2 separate regions of the Homo sapiens genome follow, and region 1 is linked to region 2. A link is an interaction called in ENCODE POLR2A ChIA-PET data of the cell type or tissue named here. Cell type or tissue: Panc1. All regions are shown on one strand. Links, peaks and the distances in the headings refer to the core of each region. The heading gives the core; the rest is flanking DNA.

The links. ChIA-PET counts read pairs that join two places held together with the same protein. Peaks named below come from ENCODE experiments on the same cell type or tissue, not always from the same donor. Only the 100,000 strongest peaks of a DNase experiment are listed, where the experiment ranks them.
Region 1: POLR2A ChIA-PET joins it to region 2 with 5 read pairs; 4 of 35 experiments call an interaction of 5 or more read pairs at or near these places.

What each region holds. Positions count from the first base shown.
Region 1 is chr1:63,850,212-63,860,490 of GRCh38, reverse strand. All of the region lies in intron 1 of ROR1 (receptor tyrosine kinase like orphan receptor 1), which reads right to left. Among named protein-coding and RNA genes, the nearest start is that of ROR1, 81 kb to the right of the region's middle. In Panc1, for the core only: no CTCF peak of the experiment used is centred there; no DNase peak of the experiment used is centred there.
Region 2 is chr1:63,922,814-63,933,092 of GRCh38, reverse strand. All of the region lies in intron 1 of ROR1 (receptor tyrosine kinase like orphan receptor 1), which reads right to left. Among named protein-coding and RNA genes, the nearest start is that of ROR1, 150 kb to the right of the region's middle. In Panc1, for the core only: no CTCF peak of the experiment used is centred there; no DNase peak of the experiment used is centred there; H3K27ac peaks cover 614 bases.

The DNA of each region.
Region 1 (10,279 bases), core at 3,902-7,901, 74 kb after region 2:
CCTCGGCCTCCCAAAGTGCTGGGATTACAGGTGTGAGCCACTGCGCCCAGCCTCCATTCTTCTTATTAAAAACTTCTTTCCAGCTTTCTAATACAGAATCTCATAAACTGGTTTGCCTCTCTGGTTGTTATTTTATATTTTCATAACTTCCCCCATTTTAAGATATTCTATTGAGCATTTCTCCTTACAGATAGGAAAGTTAACCACCTTCCCACACATAAAATTCATAACCAATTAAATCCAATAAAGTTTTATTGAACAGCTACAATATATATTACTCAGTGTCAGTGTGGTGAAGAAAGGCCTGAATTTTAGAACAATAATAGTAATAAGAATAATAGCTACTATTTGCTCTGATCCTGTGTGCCAGGAATCGTAACATGTCTGGACAGATAACATAGCATGACACTGCATAACAGTGAAGAATGTGGCCTCTGCTCTCTAATAGGCCTGGGTTCAGTGAAAAGCTCTACCACTTAGGCCAGTTTCTTCACCCTTCTGTGCCTCAGGCTCCTCATCTATAAAATACAGATATTAACAAGACACACCTCACAGGGCTGTTTGAGGATTTCATAAAATCACAGGAGTAAAGAACTTAGCCCAGGGCCTAATTAACAATGACACTTTGCAACTACCCTATTATTCCCATTTTAAGAGGAAGAGACTGAAGCTCAGAGCTAGTCCACAACACAGCTGGGATTCAAATCCACACTCATCCAACACTGAAGCCTTTGCACTTTCTAGTGCCATGCATTGACCAGCTGTACAGTGAGGGAGGGCACACTAGAAGCCTAGAGTCTGACAACTGGGAGGGCCTTACAGTCAGTCCACCCTCCAAGCATGGCATCTCTCCAGTGAACTGGCAGGCGACTGACCCCGCTACTTATACACAAGCTCCAAGCTTTACCCATGTCTGTATCCCAGATCTGGAGAACAGCCTACAGGGGGGACATTTGCTTATTGCATGAATGATTAAGGCAATTTAAATAAACTAATAATTATAGCTAAGTATTGAGCAGAAACTATGTGCTGGGCACTAGAATCAACATGTACTAACATATTTACTATTAAATTTTAAAAACTCAAGTAAGCTTTGCAGAATGTGGTGAGGGAGGTACATATTTTCATTAAATCAGACTCTGGAGAGACAGATAAAAGCATCACAAAAGTGTCCCCAAAATAGAAGAGGGGATCTTCATCTTCACAGGGCCTGCACTTCAAGAAAACATTGAGTAGGATAAGGTGACTGTCTTACTTAAAAGCGCTCAACACCAAAACCCCCAGCCAGCCAGAAAATGAAAGTCAGAGGGTCTTCATACAACTGTGTTGGTTGTACCCTGCAGAGGGGCGCCCAACCCAGGGAGCAAGTGAGGACAGAAACACACCAGGACTCCTCCAGTCATGCTGAGCATCATGACATGGGTCAGCACACACACAACAGAAGGGGCAGTTTGTACAAAGGTACCATAAAAACTTTGACTACCTTAACACACACAGGCTAATTTCTTATTCAATTATCCCATCTCACATCCCAAGACGGAACACATTTAAATCAGTAACTATATAAATATATTGATTTATTCACATTTATTCAAACATGTGAGTATACATTCACATACTCACACATTTCTTTATGTGCCGAGTAGTACACTTAGTATAGTGGGAGATAACAGAGATTACCATCTAATAGACATAATTACAAGTATCATAAACAATAGGGCCAAAGAGAATAAATATCTTAATTAGCATTCTGGACAGCATCAAAAAACTTGCTGCCTAGGTCACTGAGGCACTAGGGGTCAGGGAAGTGAAGAAAATACCCTCATCTAAACAAGACAAAAGGAAAAACAACACTATCATCAGATTTAAATACAAAGTACACTTGAAAGTTAAATTCAACTAGTAGTTTTAGAAGCAACACAGTTTACACTTTAAGCAAAAAGTCAGATTTTTTAAAGTGGTAGGGTCTAATCTTGGTTTAGCCACAGAATCACTGTGTCATTCTAGGAAAATATGCAAAATACACCCAGTCTTAATTTGTGCATCAGGGAAAGGTTTCATCAATAGCTGAGAGGTAGAATGAGAAATTCCACTCTACTTAACTAATGCAAAGTGCTGTTGTTAGTTAAAGCCACCCCCAGTCTGGGCCATAGATTTGAAAGGGAAAGGATAGGGAAGGATGGAGATGTCTTTAAACAACAGGATCACCAGGCAAGAGCAGTGAAAAAAGAATAAAAAAGCAAAGATTGTACTTTAAGTCAAGAAGACACCATTTCAGGAAAATAAACATGGGGCCTAAAAGCAAAGGAACACACATTAAACCTTCAAGGAAAAGCTGATAAGTGAAAGATACAGATACAATAACTCCATATGTCTTTAATGTTAGTAACCACTCAGCACAATTCAACTTCAGAGGCTGATGGCTATCTTTTCAATTAAGTTTGGGGGAATGGGGAGAGGGTTCCCATGTGCCTGAAACTGTGATAGGCAACTAACATTTATTACTTCATTTATTCCTCATAGCAACCTGACAAATTACATCTTATCCTACTTATATCCTACTGCACAGATGAAAACACTGAATCTGAAAGAACAAGAACCTCAAGCCATTTCCATCATGCCAACTGTGCAGGATGGGGACTTGGAGGTGGGGCTCCAGAGTCACCTTTGGTAACCAAGAGCTGCTGAGGAAATGGAGCAAGACAGTCTTCAGAGGCTTACCAAATATGGTTCATTCTACCGACTCTTAAAGATCCAAATATAGTATGAACTTGCACTTGACCATAACTCTAGTGGCACATATCCACTGTCAATTGTCTCCAGTTGATAAGAATGCAACGACTCACAGCTATTTATTCTCCATGACAGAGAAAACACTTTTATGTGCTCTCCCCATGCCTGGGGAACCATGAGGTTTTCCAATGCCAAATCCATAGAGCTATTTGCAGACCATCTGAGTCTACCTGGATAAAAGGCATCTAAGTACATCCAACATGGAAAAGGCACTTCAGATAAGAACAACCTCCTGGCAGACTTGGGATATACCACATCTGAGGGTCCATCATAAAACAGATACCTAAAAGTTAGTCTTCATTTTGTTTGTTTATAGAATATGGCTATTCTATTCTTGGTCCCTTTACCTCCACATGTTGTTTCAAGCATCAACTAGGTGGCTTTTATTAACACCTTCTAAGGAGAGGCTACAAAAAATAAATAGGTAAAAACCATGTCCAAGCCATCAACAACAACTGATTATCTAGAAATTTAAGAGAGATTTCAATTGCATATATGAAGATGCATATCTAATCTCATTTCTGTAAAAAAAAAAAAAAACTTCTGAAAGTTGTTCAACAACAGATACTTTGAAAATTGAATCCTATTTATTTATTAATTCATTCATTCAACAAGTACTTATTGAGCAACTGTTACACACCTGAGTCTATGTTAGGTGTTAGAAATCCCGAGATTAAAGACATTCCCTGTCCTCAAGGAAACAAAATCTAACGAGAAAAGAGAGGGTAAAAAAAAATGCAAGAACAACGCAGGGAGAGGAGTGCCGCACTAAATTACTGTAAGCACAGGTATGATGAGAGACCAGAGAAAGGGCTCCTAACACAGTCACATGGAGTCAAGGATGGCAGTTTTTAAACATTGGGGATGGAGGATTATTTCAGACAGAAAGAATAAAATGTATCACTTCCATTTCTGGCCAAGTTGGAGTAACAGGATAATTGTCAAGACTGGTATAACAGTCAGTAAAGGGCAGTGATCCCTGGAAGAAGGAAGGCAAATGAAACGAATCCTACGAGTCCTCCAGCTTACTGCCTGAGAGAATTTCCAGCTCAAGGTGTCTGGAGGAAAGGGAGAACTCAGGCAGAGCTCAGTGAACTGCCTGAGTTGAGTGAATTGAGCTAACAGTCCAGGGAGACCAAGGCAACTAGAGTTTGCAAGGCCAAGTATCAGAGAAAAGAGAGCTGCAGAAAGAGCCACAGAGAATCCCCCTCAAGTATTCAGCAGAGTGCTGATCAGTGCATACATGTGTGGCAACTACCCAGCACTGGGGAAAGAAATATCCAAAAAGATATTTCCAGATTGGAAAACCTCATGATTCCCCACGCCACGAGGAGAGCACATAGAAGAGTGTTTTCACTGTCATGGAGAATAATTAGTTATAGACTAAGTACAACTATTTCAGTCTTCCAAATCTTCAAAGCAAGACTTTCCAAAAGGATCAAACTGCTTCTAAACAACTTAAACACATTCCAGAACAAAGTTCAAAAATATTTGTAGGAATACAAAAATAGCCAGTACCCAACAAGGAAAATTCACAATGTCTGGCATCTAATCAAAAATTACCAGGCATTCATAAAGCAGGGAAATATAACCCCTGATGAGGAGGAAAAAAAAAAAAGTCAATCAAAACTGACACAGATGTTAGAATTAGCAGACAGAACATTAAAATGGTTATTATAACTATATTCCCTAAGTTCAAAAAGTAAGTGGAGACACTGAAGATATGAAAAAGAGCTACATCAGCAGGGCGTGGTAGCTCACACCTGTAATCCCAGCACTTTGGGAGGCCGAGGTGGGCGGGTCACGAGGTCAAGAGATCAAGACCATCCTGGCCGACATGGTGAAACGCCGTCTCTACTAAAAATACAGAAAAAAAAAAAAATTAGTGGGGCGTGGTGGCATGCGCCTATAGTCCCAGCTACTTGGGAGGCTGAGGCAGGAGAATCACTTGAACCAGGGAGGCGGAGGTTGCAGTGAGCCGAGATCATACCACTGCACTCCAGCCTGACAACAGAGCAAGACTACGTCTCAAAAAAAAAAAAAGAGCTACATCAAACTTCTAGAGGTGAAATCTACAATGTATGCGATGAAAAATACTCTGGATGGGATTAACATCAGATTAGACATTGCAGAGGATAAATATTAGTAAACTCAAAAACACAAAAATCAAAACTATCCAAAATAAGATACAGAGGGAAAAAGGGAATTAAAAAAGTAAACAGAATCAGTGAGTTGAGGAACAACTTCAACTGGCCTAATATACATGTAACTGGAGCCCCCAAAGGAGAGGAGCGAATTAAGTATCAAATATAGTATTTAATAATTGCCCTTGCCTCCAAGAATTTACAATCTTGATGGGAAAACAAATTGTAATAAAAAACAAAGTCATAAGGTATTTGAAAATCAAAAAGTATTATAAGAACAGAAACAAATGTCATGAGTCAGTACATAATTAATTACCAAACACATAGTACACATAACTGTTTAGAGGAGAGGAACAGATTACTTCAAGTTGGGAGGTCAGGTTAAGAACAGTCAAAGAGGAAACATTTGAACTGTCCATTTCATAAATGGGTATTTTCATATAATCCAAAGTAGTGTTCATTAGTATATATAGTCAGCCCTCCATATCCCCAGGTTCCACACCCATGGATTCAATCAACCACAGATCAAAAATATTTGGAAAAATAAGTAAATAAATAATAATAATAAATAATACAAATTTTAAAATACAGTGTAACAACTATTTACATAGCATTTATATTATATTAGGTATTATAAGTAACCTAGAGATAATTTAAAGTATACAGGAGAATGTATGTAGGTTAGATGCAAACACTATGCCATTTTATATCAGAGACTTGAGCATCCAAGGATTTTGGCATCCATCAGGGTCCTGGAACGAATGTGCCACAGATACCAAGAGACGACTGTAGTTTTTCTTCTTTCATCACTTTTTCTTCTTTATTCATTCATTCACCATTAAGTGAGCAATCTGTATGTGCCAGATACTATCTAAGCACAGACATGTTCTATCTCTACCTATGATGGGTTTAGAATCCAGAAGAGGTAAAAGAGAGAAATGGCTATTGCTCACACTGCTAGATACTCTGTGATGGAAGTACGTTCGGATTGTTGTAGGAAGGAGGCAGTTAACTCCACTAGGGAAAGGAAATAGAAGAAATTCATGAGACAAACAACTGTCACCTATTTGTAAAACCTCCATCCTGCCCTGTTTCCAGACTTGGCTGTCAAAAAGAACTGTTGGAAAATATGTAGAAAAGTCTACCTACCATGGAAGGAAGCAGAAAGCCAAGCAGTTTTTCCCTTGATTTCAATTCACTAATACACAGGAGGAAGAAAATGCAGGAACCTCCTCCTGCCAAGCAATCAGCCACACGTAAGTGGTGCTAAGATTTAGATAAGCCCTGACAAGTCTACTGAAGAATGCCTTAAATAGATGGGCAGCAGAGCAGTAATACGTCACATATTTTTATATGACATAAAGCCTCAGTGAATAAAAAAAAATTCATTGGAATCAGGTTGGTGATCTGATATTTCCATTGAAAACGTTTTATTTTTCCTGAAGCTAGCAGTCATGCACTATGCAATATACAAAGCTAGAAGGAACATTCATTATCACAGAGGCCAATGCTCACATTCTACAGATGGGCCCACTGAGATCCAGAAAGAGTAAGAGGCTAGGCCACAGTCACAGCAGCATTAGTTAAAATTCCCATCATCCTAGTTCTGGGAAGCTGGTGATCTTTACATGAAACCGTATGGTTTTTATCCATCTCTTAGAGTGAATGAATTTCAGCTGTGATTTTAGTAGAGAATTATGCTAATACAGGAGAGGTATATTTGGATGTGGAATGATCCTTTATCATAAGCCTTGGTTTAATAGTTTTTCCTAAAAATAGTGTTTCACTAAGGAAACCTCATATTTGGAAACTTTCATTCATGCTCCATTGGTAATGAAAGATTCCTTACTGTGTCCCCAGTGCACTGTTTAATGTTCAATTTACAGACTATTTTGCTGAAGAAAGAAACAAGATATAAGAGCAAAGCATAAGCTAGACTCTCACTCTACTATATACAAGATACAGGTTGAGTATCCCTTACCCAAAATGCTTGAGATCAGACATGTTTCAGATGTCTTCAAGATTCTGGAATATATGCGTTTATACCAGCTGAGCATTCCTAATCCAAAAATCCAAAATCTGAATGCTCCAAGGAGCACCTTTGAGCATCATGTTGGCATGCAAAACGTTTCAGATTTTGGTGCATTTTGGGTTTTGGATTCTCAGATTAGGGATACCCAACCTATATATGATCTTGGGCAGAATACTTAACCTCTCAGTTTTTTCATCTATAAAACGAGGCTAACAATAGTACTTACTAGGGTATATGTAGTGTGTTCTCAAGTTTTGAGAATGAACTAGCTGATATAAAGTACATCACCAGGCATACCACAGGAGTTCAAAAAACATTAGCAGCAGCTGTTGCCACAGTTGGTGACTATGATGCTGGGAGCAGGGGATAGGTGTAATCATTGTTAGTGTCTTGAGGTTAAATCATATTAGACATCTTTTCCCTTATGATTCTCAAAGAGAACTCAGATACATATATTTATGCCAGGTACTGATAATGATACAACATCTCAGTCTTAGAACTCTCCTTAAAGAGTGTGTACCTGTCCCTAAGTTTAAATCTTACTTATAATAATAATAGTTACTCTTCCAAATCTGAGTGGAGCTAAATTATTTGCCACCTTATGCTGTAAACCCTGGGCCACAGAACTTGGTAATAAAATGTAAGAGTATCATACTTTCTCCATCTGTATAAAGTCCTTACAGAAAAGCAGGAGTCTATTGCAAATGTCACCCTAGGTTTCCCATGGTTAATACATGTGGTAAGACTGAACTGTCATGCTACAGATTTGTCCTAAAAGTAGAATGTGAATTCAACAACTACACTCTCCCAGTGAAAATGATCTGTTTCATTTTTTAGTGTTTTTCCTTCCATCAATACTCAAAGGAACTGGTTTGCATTAGTGAGTGTCTACAAAGGTTTCTTCCTCTTCTGGACAATTAATTTGTATCATATAAGACAAATATTGGCACATCTGGACAAACTCAGCATGAGTCTAAAAACCATGAAATTTCTCAAGGCATCTGTGAATAAAAACACCTCTCTGAGCTTTTCCAAGATGACAGACCGAAGAGGGGAGAAGTGGAGAAATGGACACAATAGCCCTCTTTGAAGATCAGAAAGGCTGTTGTGCGAAAGAGGGAGCAGACTTCTAAGGCTGGGTGCTCAGGAGGGCAGGATGAGAATAAATACATAGGAAAGTTGCAGGGGGCTGCTTTCAGCTCTACAAAAGGAAGAGTTTGCCAGGGCAAGGGTACACATACATGTATGCCCCGGCAGAGTGAAACAGATGGTGGCTGAGTCCAGGCAGCACCACTGATGAGCTGTGCATATGGGGCAAGTTTCTTAAACTATCTGATCTCTCCCCTGTCAGTCAGTACAGTTATTCCCACATTCACAGCTATTCCAGAATTGAAAAATATATGTATATTTAATGCTTAATATATTGTAGGCATTATGATTACTTCAACTCTGAAGGATTTGTCATATGCCTTTGGAATAGGAATATCTACGTGACCTAATGAATAAAATCTCTTTAGTTCTGCCTTTTCTTTTGGTCTTAAAATCCAATGAGCGAAGCTCAAATTATTCTACCACCTGCTGTGCCACTGCTTTTAGGTAAGATGCCAGTCTACTTGTCTTCCATCTTCCCTGGATCTTTCCAGCAGCAAAACCTAAAGAAAAACACTTATCATCCACCAACCCTTAACCCAAGGAAGGATTATAGGATTATTTACAAAATCATTACAAATCATTTTTCATATACAGGTGTTCTCCCCTTTGCCCAGCACATGTTTTGTATAAATCACATTCTTATTTTCCTACCAAATGAGCTTATAATTGTTTGCATATGCTTATTATTTTATTCCAAGAATATTACTCCATGACCATTAAAAAAGATTTGGAAAACAGAAAAATAGGGCAATGAGGGGAATAATCACCCACAGTCTATTCATTGTAATTTTTCCCTGTCATCTTTATACATGAGTGATGGTGGTCTTTTTTTACATAATTTTAATTAGATTAGAATTTTGCAGGTGACTTCTTAGCATTTTTTAACTGCTCTTCACTTAGTGGTGGCTCCTGCATTAAGTTCCTCTGTTCTCAATACCAATTAAGTATCAGTGATTTTTAAGACGTTTTAAAGCACCAAGGGTCAACGCCACTTAGAAGCATGGAATTTTGAAAGCAGAAAAGAAAATCTGCTCTTGAAGAAGGAATGACTAATGCAATCTCTCATTTTATGGACATTAAAACCCAAAAAGCGGCCGGGCGCAGTGGCTCACGCCTGTAATCCCAGTACTTTAGGAGGCCGAGGCTAGCGGATCACCAGGTCAAGAAATTGAGACCATCCTGGCCAACATGGTGAAACCCCGTCTCTACTAAAAATACAAAAAATAGCTGGGCGTGGTGGCACACGCCTATAGTCCCAGCTACTCAGGAGGCTGAGGCAGGACAATTGATTGAACTCGGGAGACGGAGGTTGCAGTGAGCCTAGATCGTGCCACTGCACTCCAGCTTGGAGACAGAGCAAGATTCTGTCTCAAACAAACAAACAAACAAAAAGCAAACAAAACAAAAAACCAAAAAACCACACAGGCAGCAATCTCTGCTGATATAGAGAGCAAGGTCCCTGAATTCACTGGCCAGTGCAATGAACCTACTGTAAATTGGGCCCCAGTATCTCCTGCTATGCACCCCCAACATAGGTTCTATAAGTTTGGACTTTGTCTCTTCAATTCCTTAGAAATGTACATAATGTGTTCTGTGTACAATGGATGTATAGCAAACTAATTAGGGCCAAAGTAGGCTTTGATGAGGATAATTCTACCCAAGCAGAAACTCAAATCTGCCCTATAATATAGCTAGAACAATACAGCTAGAACAGGAGGAAAAGGAAAAAAAAATCTCCAGTCTTTGCTCTAACATCTTTACTCAACTTGACATATCTTTATACATCCAAACTGTGATAGTTTCTCATACCTGTTGAATAAGCAAAATCTAAAAATACTTCCAATATCAAGAGTTAGAAAGGGTAAAGAGCAACGGGAACTTATATCCTGTAGGAAGGAGCTCGCACTGGCATAAGGCCGTTGGAGAGCAATTCCACAGCACCTAGGGAAGCCGAAGACATGCATACTCTATTCTATTCCTAGGTATTTGGCCTAGAAAAACTTCACACATTTTTACAGAAAGATAAGTCAAAGTTTTCATGGCAAAATTGTTTATAATACACAAAAAAATGAAGGCAGGAGAATGGGTACATTAATTGTGAAATGGTCATACAATAGCATACTTACTGCACAGCAACTAAAATAACTTCTTAGATCAA
Region 2 (10,279 bases), core at 2,186-6,185:
GGGTCAGTTCTTATAATTTTCAACACAAGTCAATTAAGGCTGGCAAGATCCCTGGGCTCAATCTCAGGCCTTGCAACTGGGAAGGGAAGAGGCATCTTTCAGGACTCTTGGCAATTATTACAGAGATAAAGGGCTGTCAGACAGGTGGGCAAAGAAGGCTCAGAACTGTCACCACCCACTCTACCAGCTCTGGCCCTACACCTGCCATTCTACCACCCAGTTCCAGTCTTCAAGCTCCAGGTAAAAATCAGTGGAATGAATACCAAGCAAGCTGGGAGAATACCCATACACTGCCTCTCCTCTACAGCAAGAGCAACAGGATCAGCTGGATGCAGGTTCAAATCCTGCCTCTGTCACTTACTGGCTAAAGGAGTCACCTACCTCCTCTGGGACTGTTTTCCCTTCTATAAAGCAGGGAAAATAATGATAGATCATGATAACATCACTTGAGGACATCTGAGAATCAGGTAAGGTAATGTGTGTAAACTGCAGTTCCTTCTAAATGGGAAGAACCATCAGGGGCATCATTCTTCCTTGGCTTTGGGGGCAGTAGAAATGCTACCGACCAAGCCAGGATGGTAGAGAATTTACATGATGATGACTCTCATTGGTAGGCCTCACTTCTCATACAGCACCCAACAGCCTTTTTCTAGTTCAGAAGATGGGCTGAAGGAAGGGAGGCCGGGCTATTCTTGCCGAGACCTGAGTGCTGCCTTTTTTCCTCATTTTCCACCCAAGCAGAGGTCCCCTCTTTCTGCACACAATGGGACTCCATCAACCCACTTCCTCTCCATTCCCACTCAGCTGGGGCCCCCATAGGCCAGCCAAGAATCCTATCTATCACCCCTGCACCTTTTCCACCTCTTCCTCCCATGCCAGGCAACCTCCCCTTCACTCATTCTCCTCAGGTCTATTGAGCATCTTGCTACAGGCCAGTAACTGAGGTTAATAATACTGGCTTTATGTATTCGATGGCTCAGTGCCAGCCCCTGAGCTAGGTACTTTATAAATATTATCTAATTTAATCCTCACTGCAAGCATGTAAGGTAGGCATTATTATGAGTACATAATATGAGTATAGCAGTTTCCCCTCATCCAAAGGGGGTACGTTCCTAGACCCCAGTGGATGCCTGAAATCATGTATAGTACAGAACCCTATATATACAATTTTCCCCTATACACACATACCTGTGATAAAGTATCATTTATAAATTAGGAACAGTAAGAGATTAACAATAATAACTAATAATAAAACAGAACATAGTAATATGCCAGCATCACTACTCTTGCACTTTGAGGCCATTATTAAATAAAATAAGAGTTACTCAAACACAAGCACTGTGATACCAAGATGAGTATACACTGTGAGGATCTATCTGATAACCCAGATGGCTATGAAGTGACTAATAGGCTCTAGAAATTGTAGACAGCTTAGATACGCAGGACAAAGGAAGGATGCAGGTCCCAGGCAGAACTAAGCAGGAAGGCGTGAGATTTCACCATACTACTTGGGACAGCATGTAATTTTAAACCTAGAAGTTGTTTATTTCTGGAATCTTCCATTTAATATTTTTGGACCACAGTTGACTGAGGGTAACTGAAACCCTGGAAAGCAAAACCTTGGATAAAGGAAGACTACTGTACTCGAGGTTCTGAGATGTGGTCACTGGCCCACTGCCACAGAGAAGCTGGGATTCGAACCCATTTTGTCTGACCTCAGAGCTACGTACACCTCTTTCCACTGTTCTACACAACCTCTAAGCACTTCTGCTTATATTGTCTGTGATTTACTTTATTTTACTTTATGTTTTGAGACAGAGTCTCACTCTGTCACCCAGGTTGGAGTATGGTAGCGCCATCTCGGCTCACTGCAACCTCCGCCTCCCAGGTTCAAGTGATTCTCGTGCCTCAGCCTCCAGAGTAGCTGGGATTACAGGCACCCACCACCATGCCCAGCTAATTTTTGTCTTTTTAGTGGAGATGGGGTTTTGCTATGCTGACCAGACTGGTCTCAAACTCCTGACCTCAACTGATCCGCCTTTCTTGGCCTCCCCAGGTGTTGGGATCACAGGCGTAAGCTGAGCCACTGCATCCGGCCTTCTGTGATTTACTTTAAAGCTCTTGAGTACTGATATTGAGATGAACATGTGTGTTTCTAAGTTAAATTTAATCTAACTCTGAGGATGGATAGTTAACATTTGTGTAGCCTAAATAGGGACCTACATCCCTGCCATAGTTATTAACATTTCAAGTACACTAATTAGGAATTCACACATGTGAATAGAAGTTGGTAAGAATATAAAGGAGGAAACTGTAACCACTTCACATATTGCTATCTAAATCTGCATTTGAGGAGTCATTAATGAGGATCAGTTAATATGGGGCATTAGAAATAATTTTTCATTCATAAAATGAGCGATGGTCAGGAAATATGATTGGCTTACAACATCATATGGGCATCTCCACTCTAGCATGAACAAGAGGAGTCGTACCTAGGTCCAAACTTCTGTAAGGTCTTGTGTGTCCCACCCAGTAAGTCTACCACCTGATGCAGCTGGAAGACTGGCCAACCCTGATATCAGAATATTATGCTTGTCTTATCCTGAATTTTTTATGCAAGGATGGTTCATGGGGCTCAAGGACAGAAAGAAGGAATTACTTGGAGCCTAAAGAAAAGAGATTTACGATGATTTTTATGCTTGCTGGCTAATAAATGCTTGTACTTGTGAATAATTTAGCCTATGACTTGCTTTCATTGTAACTTGGGTTGCTGGGGAGGAAATGTGGTTCCCAAACCCACCAGAAAGAACCTGACCACTGTTGAACAGATAATGACTTTAGTCAGTTCACAGCAGAGTCCAATAAGCCGGAATCCCTGCCTTTAAAGTAAGAGAGAGGAGAACCCATTAAACAATGAAAACACATGGACTCAGGGAAGGGAACATCACACACTGGGGCCTGTCAGCGGGTGGGGGGCTAGAGGAGGGATAGCATTAGGAGAAATATCTAATGTAGATGACGGGTTCATGGGTGCAGCAAACAACCATGGCATGTGTATACTTATGTAACAAACCTGCACGTTCTGCACATGTATCCCAGAACTTAAATAATAATAATAATAAAAAAAAGTCCTAACACTCTGTCTACAGACTCACAGTGAGAGGCAGATTAATCTAGTTGTTAAGAGACCAGGTTCTGGGCCAGATTGCTGGATCTGAATTCTAGCATGAGTTACCCAAAACCTCCTTGTGCCTCTAGTCTCTTCATTTATAATCTGTTAATTATACTTCCTCCTAAGGCAGGATGATCACATGAGCTACTGAAGGAAAAAGCATACTGAACAAAAGAAAGCCTTTAGTAAATGTTAGTTATCATTACAGCAGAGAAGGAATAAGAACTGCTTTTCAAGAGGTACTCAGTGTTAGCTATTATTATTTACCATTTACATTTATTTACCATTTTGACCAATAAGCATACACTGCATCCCCAAGTACTAGAAGCTATGGAGATAAATAAGAACTATATAACATCCCTCTAGGCTGCTTTTCCATGGTCTCTGCCCTCAAGGGGCTCCTAATCTAATATGTGAGTCAGAGAAGCAGACAATCACATCTCCAATAAGGTAAAAGGCAAAGTTTTATGAAAGCAACCGAGAGAGAGAGAGAGAGAACTGAAACTCTGCTAGGAGAACTCTGGGAAAGCTTCCTAGGGGAGGTGATATTTGAGATGGGATTTAAAGAATAAATGGGATTTGGCCAGGGTAAACATGCTCACACATACGTGTCTATTTCCCAGCTTGCTTGTAACATTGCAAAATTCCCCAAGGTCAGGAATCATGACTTATCACACCAGCAATCCCAGTCCTCTACAGGATAGATGTCCAATATTCAGTGCTTACTGATGGGCAAAGGAAGCAAACATTATATTAAACAAGAAAAGGGAAGAAAGAGAAAACACACAGCAAAGCGGATTGTGGAGTCTGGAAAGGGTGGAAGCCCCATATCCCTGAGGCAGGAAGTGTCAATCTGCCTATTTGTGTGTTTGCTAGTATAAACTGTAACGGCTCTTTAAATACTAATCCTTTTCATCTGGGATGCCCCAGCTGGGTTAAATTTCCAAACCTCTCCCTCTGACTTTTATGAGCTTCGGCCTGTAACAGGGCCTGACAGAGGGCACACTGTGTCCTTTCATTGTTAGGATAAGGTAAAGAGCAGTCCGCAGCACAGCCCAGATCTTGGCCTCTCTAGAGGGTTATCCCAAGGACTCACTGAGCACTAAGTGCCAGGCACTGTTCTAAGAGCTTTATTTGTATTAACCCATTTATTCCTTGAAACAATTCTAGTAGGTAGATGCCATTAACATCCTTATTTTACAGATGAGAACAGGGAAGCTAGTCTTGTGATGACAAAGTCCCACAGCTAGTAATGGCAGAATTAGGATTCAAACACCACAGCCATGACCTAGGAGAGACTGAGAGCAGGTTTTTCAGGATGCAAGCCTATATAAGCTAAGTCTTATCACCACATTAGTGAAAGGTGTGCTATGTTTATAATTTGAGAATTTTGTGGGATACTGGGCATATCTGCTCCTCTTACCCTAATAACCATATTAGCGTCTTGCGTCTGCATAGGAGGCACTTCTGCCACGCCTGCTGTAAAATGACTAAGTTGCTAATAAAAGTAATGCTTCTCACTGTGACTGGTGCCAACCCCAGTCTCTGAGTGCCAATGGCCTCTTGGCTTTTCCCACCAACTTTTCTGGATGGCTCTAAGCAGACAAACCACCCAGACTGCTGCAAATGTTACTTGGAGAAGAGCACATGCCAGGAGCAACAAGAAAAGGGCCCACCCTCATTGCAGTTGGAGCTTTCCTAAGTAAATCCGTCCTCCAAAATAAGTTAATTACTCCTACCCAGGATTCTTATGGAGCTTGCGATTGCCAAGTGCTTCAAGATCAATTTCATGAGCATTTCCCCGACTCCCTGTATAAGATGGAATTGGCCATTTGACAAACGGTTTTGGTGACTTCCATGAGGACAAGGATGCAGGTACTCAGAGCAGCCTCACGGTTCAAAACCACGCAGTTGCCAGCATGCCAAATCATTAGGCTGGCTGGCAAAAAAAAAAAAAAAAAGGGAACCCCTTACATTTTGGTTTCTCACTTGTCAGTGGATCGCAAAGGACTATGGATAGTGAGATATTTTGTTAGGATTGAAAAGAGCATCAACCAAATTTTAACTCCTAAAAATCCAGAACAGGCCTAGTCGTTGAGGAAACAAAAGAAGCAAGATGGAATGTCCTGAAACTTAAATTCCTCATGATTGCAATGGAGTGGGTACACCTCTAGTTGTCTGAAAAGGGATGGGGCTTTGAGTCATGGATACATGGGCCTAACCCACCAATTACTAGTGGTGTGAATATGAACAATTCACCTTATTTCCATGAGCCACAGGTTCCTCGTCTAAAATGAGGATATCAACATCCCCCCAGGACTGCTGCTAGTTCAGAGAGGCTACTCTATTTTTTTTTTTTTTTTAAGAAAAAGAGGGAATCCTCTCTAACTCATTTTATGAGGCCAGCATCATTCTGATACCAAAGCCAGGCAGAGACACAACAAAAAAAGAGAATTTTAGACCAATATCCTTGATGAACATTGATGCAAAAATCCTCAATAAAATACTGGCAAAACAAATCCAGCAGCACATCAAAAAGCTTATCCACCATGATCAAGTGGGCTTCATCCCTGGGATGCAAGGCTGGTTCAATATACGCAAATCAATAAATGTAATCCAGCATATAAACAGAGCCAAAGACAAAAACCACATGATTATCTCAATAGATGCAGAAAAAGCCTTTGACAAAATTCAACAACCCTTCATGCTAAAAACTCTCAATAAATTAGGTATTGATGGGACGTATTTCAAAATAATAAGAGCTATCTATGACAAAACCACAGCCAATATCATACTGAATGGACAAAAACTGGAAGCATTCCCTTTGAAAACTGGCACAAGACAGGGATGCCCTCTCTCACCACTCCTATTCAACATAGTGTTGGAAGTTCTGGCCAGGGCAATCAGGCAGGAGAAGGAAATAAAGGGTATTCAATTAGGAAAAGAGGAAGTCAAATTGTCCCTGTTTGCAGACGACATGATTGTATATCTAGAAAACCCCATTGTCTCAGCCCAAAATCTCCTTAAGCTGATAAGCAACTTCAGCAAAGTCTCAGGATACAAAATCAATGTACAAAAATCACAAGCATTCTTATACATCAACAACAGACAAACAGAGAGCCAAATCATGACTGAACTCCCATTCACAATTGCTTCAAAGAGAATAAAATACCTAGGAATCCAACTTACAAGGGATGTGAAGGACCTCTTCAAGGAGAACTACAAACCACTGCTCAAGGAAATAAAAGAGGATACAAACAAATGGAAGAACATTCCATGCTCATGGGTAGGAAGAATCAATATCATGAAAATGGCCATACTGCCCAAGGTAATTTACAGATTCAATGCCATCCCCATCAAGCTACCAATGCCTTTCTTCACAGAATTGGAAAAAACTACTTTAAAGTTCATATGGAACCAAAAAAGAGCCCGCATCGCCAAGTCAATCCTAAGCTGAAAGAACAAAGCTGGAGGCATCACACTACCTGACTTCAAACTATACTACAAGGCTACAGTAACAGCATGGTACTGGTACCAAAACAGAGATATAGATCAATGGAACAGAACAGAGCCCTCAGAAATAACGCCACATATCTACAACTATCTGATCTTTGACAAACCTGAGAAAAACAAGCAATGGGGAAAGGATTCCCTATTTAATAAATGGTGCTGGGAAAACTGGCTAGCCATATGTAGAAAGCTGAAACTGGATCCCTTCCTTACACCTTATACAAAAATCAATTCAAGATGGATTAAAGACTTAAACGTTAGACCTAAAACCATAAAAACCCTAGAAGAAAACCTAGGCATTACCATTCAGGACTTAGGCATGGACAAGGACTTCATGTCTAAAACACCAAAAGCAATGGCAACAAAAGACAAAATTGACAAATGGGATCTAATTAAACTAAAGAGCTTCTGCACAGCAAAAGAAACTGCCATCAGAGTGAACAGGCAACCTACAGAATGGGAGAAAATTTTCGCAACCTACTCATCTGACAAAGGGCTAATATCCAGAATCTACAATGAACTCAAACAAATTTACAAGAAAAAAACAAACAACCCCATCAAAAAGTGGGCGATGGACATGAACAGACACTTCTCAAAAGAAGACATTTATGCAGCCAAAAAACACATGAAAAAATGCTCATCATCACTGGCCATCAGAGAAATGCAAATCAAAACCACAATGAGATACCATCTCACACCAGTTAGAATGGCAATCATTAAAAAGTCAGGAAACAACAGGTGCTGGAGAGGATGTGGAGAAATAGGAAAACTTTTACACTGTTGGTGGGACTGTAAACTAGTTCAACCATTGTGGAAGTCAGTGTGGCGATTCCTCAGGGATCTAGAACTGGAAATACCATTTGGCCCAGCCATCCCATTACTGGGTATATACCCAAAGGACTATAAATCATGCTGCTATAAAGACACATGCACACGTATGTTTATTGCGGCATTATTCACGATAGCAAAAACTTGGAACCAACCCAAATGTCCAACAATGATAGACTGGATTAAGAAAATGTGGCACATATACACCATGGAATACTATGCAGCCATAAAAAATGATGAGTTCATGTCCTTTGTAGGGACATGGATGAAATTGGAAATCATCATTCTCAGTAAACTATCGCAAGAACAAAAAACCAGACACCGCATATTCTCACTCATAGGTGAGAATTGAACAATGAGATCACATGGACACAGGAAGGGGAATATCACACTCTGGGGACTGTTGTGGGGTGGGGGGAAGGGGGAGGGATAGCATTGGGAGATATACCTAATGCTAGATGATGAGTTAGTGGGTGCAGCGCACCAGCATGGCACATGTATACATATGTAACTAACCTGCACAATGTGCACATGTACCCTAAAACTTAAAGTATAATAATAAAAAAATAAAAAATAAAAAATAAAGAAAGAAAAAGGTGTCATCTGGGTGGAGGAAGTTTTTTCTTAAAAAAAAAAAAAAAAAAAAAAAAGCATCCCCTTTGCTGGTCCAATCCGCAAAACCTTCCACCGTTCTCAAGGGCTGATGAGAAAATGTGGACAGGGTCAGGCATTCTCCAGATTTAGATTAGATGTCACTCCTTTAGAGATGACTCCCTGATCCTCCAGAAGAGGGCCTCCTACAAAATGCTCCCAGGCCCTCCTGTGCTGCTCTCTTGTTAAATACTTGTTTCAATGGAAAATTCTTGCACTCAGTGCCAGTCTTCACTGTCAAACTTTAAGCTCGGTAAAGGCAGAGCCAGGTCTTTCATGGTTAGTTGCTATGAGCCCAGAGTTCAGCACATAGAGCAGCACACAGTGAGCTCTTTTCAAATAACTGAACGAGTGAATGAAAGTATCGGGAGGCAGTAGGCTGTATGAGATGGTCTCTCACCATACCGCAATGCTCTGAAGACGAGTGATTCTTCCACCCACCCCTTCCCATCAGGCCTGTCCATGGCCACTGGATCCCAAACCTCGGCTTGAATATAGACATTGAAAGACTTCCCTCTTATTTTTAAAAATTCATTTCTACTTATTTTTAATATATAATAAAAAATGTATTCATTCAATCAATCAATATTTGCTGAGTGCCTCTTATACAGCAGACACTGGTTAGAACTAGTGCTGTAACCCTGGCCAGAGTTACCTTCTAGTGGGTGGAGATAAACTGTCAACAAATACATGAGAAAACTTCAAGTAGTGCTGAGTACATGAAGAAAATTAAAACACTGTAATGTGTTAGAAAGTCACTGGGGGAGAGAATGTGGTGAGTTTCTACGGAGAGGTCAGGTGGTTCTCTAAATGAAAACCTAAACCCATGCTATCTGCATCTGGAATAACCTGCACAAAGTGAACTGTTAACCAGATACCAGAGGTTGCTAGCTTTATAGTCTTATGAAATGGAAGAACCCCGTGTTTAGAGCTACAAAATTTCCAGCTATGCAAAGATCTTGGAGAATAGCATTCCAGGCAAAGGGGACAAACAGCACATGCAAAGGTCCTCAGGCCCCCTGGTTTTGGTGCATCCAAGGAAGAAAAAGAAGGCCGTCATGACCGAGGCACAGTGAGCTGGGTATCGAGGGGCATCCAGTGGAGGTGGGTAAGTGGGCAGGGACCACAGCAGGTGGCAGTTTGCAGGGTAAGGGGTACAGATTGATTCAAAGTGCAATTGGAAACCGCTGAAGAGTTTTACAAAAGCGAATGAATGATCTGGTTTATATTTTAATAAAATCACTCTAGATGCTCTGTCAAGTGGGAGTACAAGCAGAAGACCAGGTAAGAAGCTAGTATAGTAATCTAGGCTAGAGGTGAAGCTGATTTAGACTAAGGTGGTAGCTAGACACAATATAGATAGGCTTAAGGCATAATTTAGAAGTGTCAGAATTTGTGATGACTTCTGAGAGGAGAGGGAAAGAGAAAAATTAAGGATGATGTAATCCAGAAGAAAGTAAGCTACAACAATCCTCTTTGCCTGGGTACCTACTGTGATCTGGCACCACTGGCTCAATTAACCCTCACAACTCAGAGAACGGAGTACTATCCTTATTCCCACTTGCAGGTGAAAAACTGAGACTCAAAGACATTGAGTAACCAGCCCAAACCAACAGGACCTTGCGTCTCCAGTGTCAATCACCTTTTCAAGATTCCACATGGCCTGGGATCCTGTTCCAGAGTTACAAGGAAGTTTGCAGAAAGTTTTGGGGGGGAACCCAGCACTCTGTGGGTATATTAAATGCTTTCTGAGCCAAGAGGGGCTGAAGTGCCACGCTGGGAAGCCCAAGGGCAGGTGTCACACGCAATCTGTTTTACATCAGTCGCCCAGGGTTATTTCAGCCCCGTGATCTCACATGCCCCGTGACATGATGGGATGTGACAGGGCCAACCCAGGAGGCCCTACCAACAGCACAGGAAGCTGGCAGTTGTTTTCATTATTACTATCATTAGAATCAAGTAGCTCTTTTCCACTGAGAGCCACTGCTAATTTCTTAGCCGGATGGTCACTAACACTGGTTAATCCATGTAATACAGGGGAATATGGAAACAACCCTCAGAGTTGGAGCTGGAAAAACCAAGACTAAAGTCCACTTAGTCCTAAACACTTGGAATAGT